Regions from separate parts of the Homo sapiens genome. Here region 1 is linked to region 2. A link is a loop called in an ENCODE intact Hi-C map of the cell type or tissue named here. Cell type or tissue: GM12878. All regions are shown on one strand. Links, peaks and the distances in the headings refer to the core of each region. The heading gives the core; the rest is flanking DNA.

Region 1 (2,936 bases), core at 233-2,732, 320 kb before region 2:
ACCCCAGGTGATCCACTGGCCTAGGCCTCCCAAAGTGCTGGGATTACAGGCGTGAGCCACCGTGCCCGGCCAAAAGCTGACTCAAGGTTAAGCTAATTAAATTACAAAGTTTGTCCATAAAAAAAAATCTATTACCCATTCACTTTGATCATAATTTTGAACATACAATAAATTTCAGCCATGAGTTTTCTAATACATCCTCAGGAGATTTTTATAGACAGGTAAAATCACATGAGTTTTCCTGTTTTCTAATGTACAATATATTGGGGTAGATCTCACTTCACATTCCGCACATTGGCTACCTGTCTACCTGCTGCAATCTGAGCTCCTTAAAGACAAGAAATATGTCTTATCCACGTTGATATTGCTTTTGCCTGACATAGAATTAACAATTAATAGATGCCAAATTCTTAAATAAATGAACTAACAAATTAGGGGGAGCTAAATAAACTACATAGGCTCAGGAAAGCAATATAGGGTATATTATAATTGAGGTAAATTTTTAATTATATATATTTGCAAGGAAAAAGCATCAAATAATTTTTAAAATTGAAAAATACCAAGCATTTGTGTGCATTATGTCTATGTGACAGATGTTGCAAGTGGGCATAAGGAGGAGAGTGACAGTTGACCAACCTCAGTGGTAACAGATATTCACCAAGGTTATTTCTTGTTAAACAAGGAAATATTTGTATTACAGATAAGAGTTATGCACACAATTGGACAATTTCCTTTAGAAAAAAGAGCTACATAGATATGATTATGTAATCAAGCGTCAGAACAAAATGTTTCTAAACTGGCTAAATGCTTGTATTCCAGCATATTTTCTTTTTTCTAAATTATGATATATATTTTTATTTCTCAGTATTACCCTGAATTTATCTTACCTTAGAGACTTGTTTTACATATTCATAGGATTCTAAATATATTTATAATTCGGTATTCAAAAATATATTAAAAATAAAAATATACTAGACAGTGCATTCAACATCCTGAGAATATATGTATATAATTCATCAACTTGATAATTTAAACATACTAAAAGCCAAATATTTATTATAGACTTTATATAACACCTTTATTGACATGTAATTCACATACCATAAAATTTACCTTTTTAAGATGTACAATTTGGTGCTTTTCAGTATATTCACAACATTGCACAGCTATCACAACTATCTAATTTTAAAACATTTTACCATTTCAAAAAAAACCTTGTAAGATTAGTAATCACTCTTCATTCTCCCCTTCTCCCAGCCTCTGGCAACCACTAAACTACTTTCTATCTTTTAGATTTAATTATTCTGAGTACTTTATATAAATGAAATTGTACAATATGTGGCTTTTTATGAATGCTTTCTTTCACTTAGCATCATGATTTCAAGGTTCGTTTGTGCTCTGCTCTATGTCACTACACTTCTTTTACTAACTGAACAATATTCTATGCTATGGATATATCACCTTTTGTTTATACTTTCACCATTTGACACATTTTTGGGTTGTTTTCAATTTTTAGCTATTAAAATGATGCTGCTACATAAACCTACAGGCCAACTCACAGATATAAAACTTGCTATATATGATCTAATATGGAGGTATGTTTTCAGTTTTGTTGTTTATATGGTTAGATGAGTAATTGCTGGGTCATATGGTGGTAAATCTATATTCAACATTTTGAGGAACTGACAAGCTGTTTTTCAAAGTGGCTGCACCATTTCATACTTTCACAAGTAATATATGTGTATTCTGATTTCTCCACAAACTCATCAATACAGGTTATGTCTGTTTTTTTTTATTTTTAGTCATCCCAGTGTGTGTAAGTGATATGTTATTGTGGCTTTCATCTGAATTCTCCTAATGACTTGTCATCCAAAAGACCACCAGTATGGCAAAATAGTAGAAAGAAGAGTTTTACTGGCAATATCAGTTTGTAAACAGAGAAGAGACAGTCTCTAGCATGTACCAAAGATGTTATCTTCAAAGAGAAAAAAGCCAGGTGGGTTTTTATGCCTCACAAGATCTGAATTACGCAAAAAAGTGATACTATTTAGCGGGTTTGGGTGAAAAGCTGTACGTATTTAAAAGAGAAGTGGAGTGTTTGTGCAATGGGGAAACATGTACCTAACATATATCCCATGTTCTCCTTGGGGCAGGCTTTAGCATTAAAATGAGGTGGAATTTGGCTCTTTACATCAAAAGATGAACTATAGAACACAAAGGCAGTTTGTGTGAAGTTTCTACAAGTTGGCTGAAACTGGCTTAAGGTCTGCAGCAGCTTATCAGAAAACAGCCTGAGACCAGTCCTCTGTTCAGCGCTGTAGTGGTCTGGGTTGTAAATCAGAGTTAGGAAGGGTCTGACAATTTGCCTGATAGATCCTATTGGTTAGCAAGAGTGTGGTTTTACTTGTAGTCATAGAGACTTAGGAAGTTGCCATGCCAGCTCATCTCTGAACCCTGGTAACTTTTGTTTCCTTAACCTTAGAGTCCATATTAGTTGATAAAGGGGTATTTGTTTTGGTGTCTCAGATCACACAGACTACTGATGTTAAACATTTTGCGTTTGCCTATTGGTCATTTGTATCTGATTTAAATAAATGTCAATTCACATTATTTCACATTTTAAAATTATGTTTTAATTGTTGGATTGCATTCATTTATTTTGTATTCTGGATATAATATTCTTATCAGACATTTGATATGTTAATCCTATGTATCAATTTGGGGAGTATTTTACATCTTAACAATATTATGTCTTTCAATTCATGAACACAGGATGTCTTTCTAAGTCTTCTTTAATTTCTTTTGATGAAAGTTTATAGCTTTCAATGTACAGACTTATACATCTTTTGTTAAATTTATTCCCAAGTATTTTACTTTTTTGATGCTATTAAAAATTGTTTTCTTAATTTCCTATTCATATTGCCCATTGCAAATTT
Region 2 (2,936 bases), core at 165-2,664:
ATTCTGCATTGTTTTACTTTTCTTTTCTTTGTTTTTTAGACAGAGTCTCACTCTGTCACCCAGGCTGGAGTGCAGTGGCACGATCTCGGCTCATTGCAAGCTCTGGGTTCACACCATTCTCCTGTCTCAGCCTCCCGAGTAGCTGGGACTACAGGCGCGTGCCACCACGCCTGGCTAATTTTTTGTATTTTTAGTAAAGACGGGGTTTCGCCATGTTAGCCAGGATGATCTCGATCTCCTGACCTCGTGATCCACTCGCCTCGGCCTCCCAAAGTGTTGGGATTACAGGCGTGAGCCACCAAGCCCGGCTCTGCATTGTTCTTCTTAATGGAACTTAACATTTGTGAAATTATATAATATATTTACTTGTATCATTTTTTGTCAGTCTCTGCCTGCTACCTTTAAATGTAATTTCCATGAAGATGATAATATAGTTTTTGTTCAGTAGCCCCAAGGTGTAGAACACCATATAGCATAGAGCATAGAGTAGGTATTCAATAACTATTTGCTGAATGAAATAAAGACTGACTGAATGAATGGGTGCCAAATGAAACTTTCTGAAAGAAGCAAGTGGACGGTAAAAACCCTGAGTAACATGTAGCCCCTAAAGAAGATTTTATATGCTAATATAAATATCTGAGTTTGCCAACTGACAATGACCGTGTGGCTTTAGATACAAAGGTGTTTGGAGGATTTTGTCTCAAGATATTCTGTTGTTGATTTTTTTTCCTGGCAAAAACAAAATGCTTAAATATTGCTTTCTAACAACCTTTTTAAAGATGCATAATTCAAATGAGACAATATAAACAAATTATATATAGTTTTGAAAATATTTGATAGTTTGCCTTCTTGAATGCTATTACTTGTATTATATCTTCTGCTATTCATCCATCAAGATCTCAGAGATGTTTGCAATTTAGCTATATCCAAAAGTGATTAGTGGCAGCTGCATTTTATAAAACCATTATTATTAAAAAGGCCTTGACAAATATAATTTTTTTTCTATTATTTTGATTCTACCTTTAATTTTTTCATAAAAATACTGCTCTTTGCAGAAGAGAAATGATAATGTTTCCTTAAAACAACGTGAACCATATCATAGAAAGCCAGAGAGTATATGGTTCCGACTATTTCAGTAAAAGACTCTGAGCTGAACAATTTTCTGTGTGTACAACGTTGCTGAAAGACCGAGCAGGCTATGACATCATTCACTAAGGGCATTGGTTTGGAAGAAAAAGAGCAATACTGACATCTAGCGTTCATGAGTTATAAGACAGGGAGGGTGTTTTACTTTAAAAACATGCATTCTAACGAAGAGCATGTATCACATTGAGGGAATAGGCAGAGACCCCCTTGTAGACAAGTAAAATAATCAGCGCCAATTCATGACACAACCTCTGAATCATCTAACAAAGTGTTTATATTCTTGAAAAACACAAGAGTTTGAAACAACTGTTTACTGCTGACAAAAAAGCAACTAGATGTCCATAGTCAGTTTATGTGGGCTCAGACTTTTGCACCCACCAAGTGAAGACAACTAGTACTGGGACAATAGAAAGAGAAGCTAAGAACATGGTAGAGATTGTGACATAAGCATTCATTTTAAATCCCTGGAGTGGTAGGCATCCGTGAGATGCCAACTGCTGAAGCTACTGAAGTTAAAATAGTACAACATGTGTTCTCATTGTTCGACTCCCACTTATGAGTGAGAACATGTGGCGTTTGGTTTTCTGTTCCTGTGTTAGTTTGCTGAGAATGATGGCTTCCAGATTCATGCAGGTACCTGCAAAGGACATGAACTCATTCTTTTTTATGTCTGCATAGTATTCCATGGTGTACATGTGCCACATTTTCTTATCCAGTCTATCGTCGATGGGCATTTGGGTTGGTTCCATGTCTTTGCTATTGTGAATAGCGCTGCAGTAAACATACAGAACACATGGACGCAGGGAGGGGAACATCACACACTTGGGCCTGTCGGGTGTTGGGGGCAAGGGGAGAGAGAGCATTAGGACAAATACCTAATACCTATAGGGCTAAAAACCTAGATGACAGGTTGATAGGCGCAGCAAACCACCATGGCACATGTATACCTATGTAACAAGCCTGCGTGTTCTGCACATGTATCCCAAACCTAAAGTAAAATAAAAAAAATAGTACAACAGCCCACAAATGCCAACTCTGAGGACTCATCTACTCACTTCAGCTAGCTGCAAACTCTATTCCCTCAAAGGATCAAATAATTCCACTGCCTTAAAAATAATACTTGCTATGGAAAAGACCTTAAGTGGAAATTTACCCTGCCTTCTAGGCATTATTCCACAGCAGCGCTTTCCTGCATACTCCAGAACTCTTCAATAGGCATTTGAATAACTTCGTCTGCTGTCACTATTCAGGAAAGGCATCAGAAAGAAGCTACTGGCCAGGTTATCGTTTAAATGAGGCCATGAGGAAGCATAGTCTGGATATACAGGGATTTCCATTTCACCCATTTTAAATTTTCCTAGAGACATCTACAGAAAATTAGTATGATTCAAGAACAACGTGTCTACATTTATTTTCTCTGGCTCTGGTTTTATTGAGGTATATACCTGCACTGGATATCATTAAGTGTGCCAGAGGGAAACTCGAGAACCAGAACTCTCCTTTCCTGCCCCCAAAACAGTCCTAAATCCCCATGTTTAGCTCTACTACCTTGGAAAGTTATACAGTCAAGTTTCCACCCTAACTGAGGCAGCTAGAAACAAAATGACAAATGAGAACTATGTACTGAAATCAAATACATACATGAAGTTGCTCTGTAGTAGGGAAAGTTGTATATGTTTTCTTAATCATTGTATTTTATTTACTTCTTCATAATGAACACAGGTAATTCTCAGATCTCACAGACGTTTCTCTTTTTTGAGTTTAGATGTGTCTTCCATGGTTACAATCTG

What was found. A loop is a pair of places that touch in the nucleus more often than their neighbours do. Peaks named below come from ENCODE experiments on the same cell type or tissue, not always from the same donor. Only the 100,000 strongest peaks of a DNase experiment are listed, where the experiment ranks them.
Region 1: it touches region 2 in a loop (2.0-fold over the local background); 3 of 110 quality-filtered maps call a loop at or near these places.

Annotation. Positions count from the first base shown.
Region 1 is chr4:166,480,698-166,483,633 of GRCh38, reverse strand. No RefSeq gene overlaps it. Among named protein-coding and RNA genes, the nearest start is that of TLL1, 610 kb to the right of the region's middle. In GM12878, for the core only: no CTCF peak of the experiment used is centred there; a DNase peak (open chromatin) is centred at 1,693.
Region 2 is chr4:166,164,332-166,167,267 of GRCh38, reverse strand. No RefSeq gene overlaps it. Among named protein-coding and RNA genes, the nearest start is that of TLL1, 290 kb to the right of the region's middle. RefSeq lists an enhancer at 1,137-1,431. In GM12878, for the core only: a CTCF peak has its summit at 1,252 (motif pointing left); a DNase peak (open chromatin) is centred at 1,247.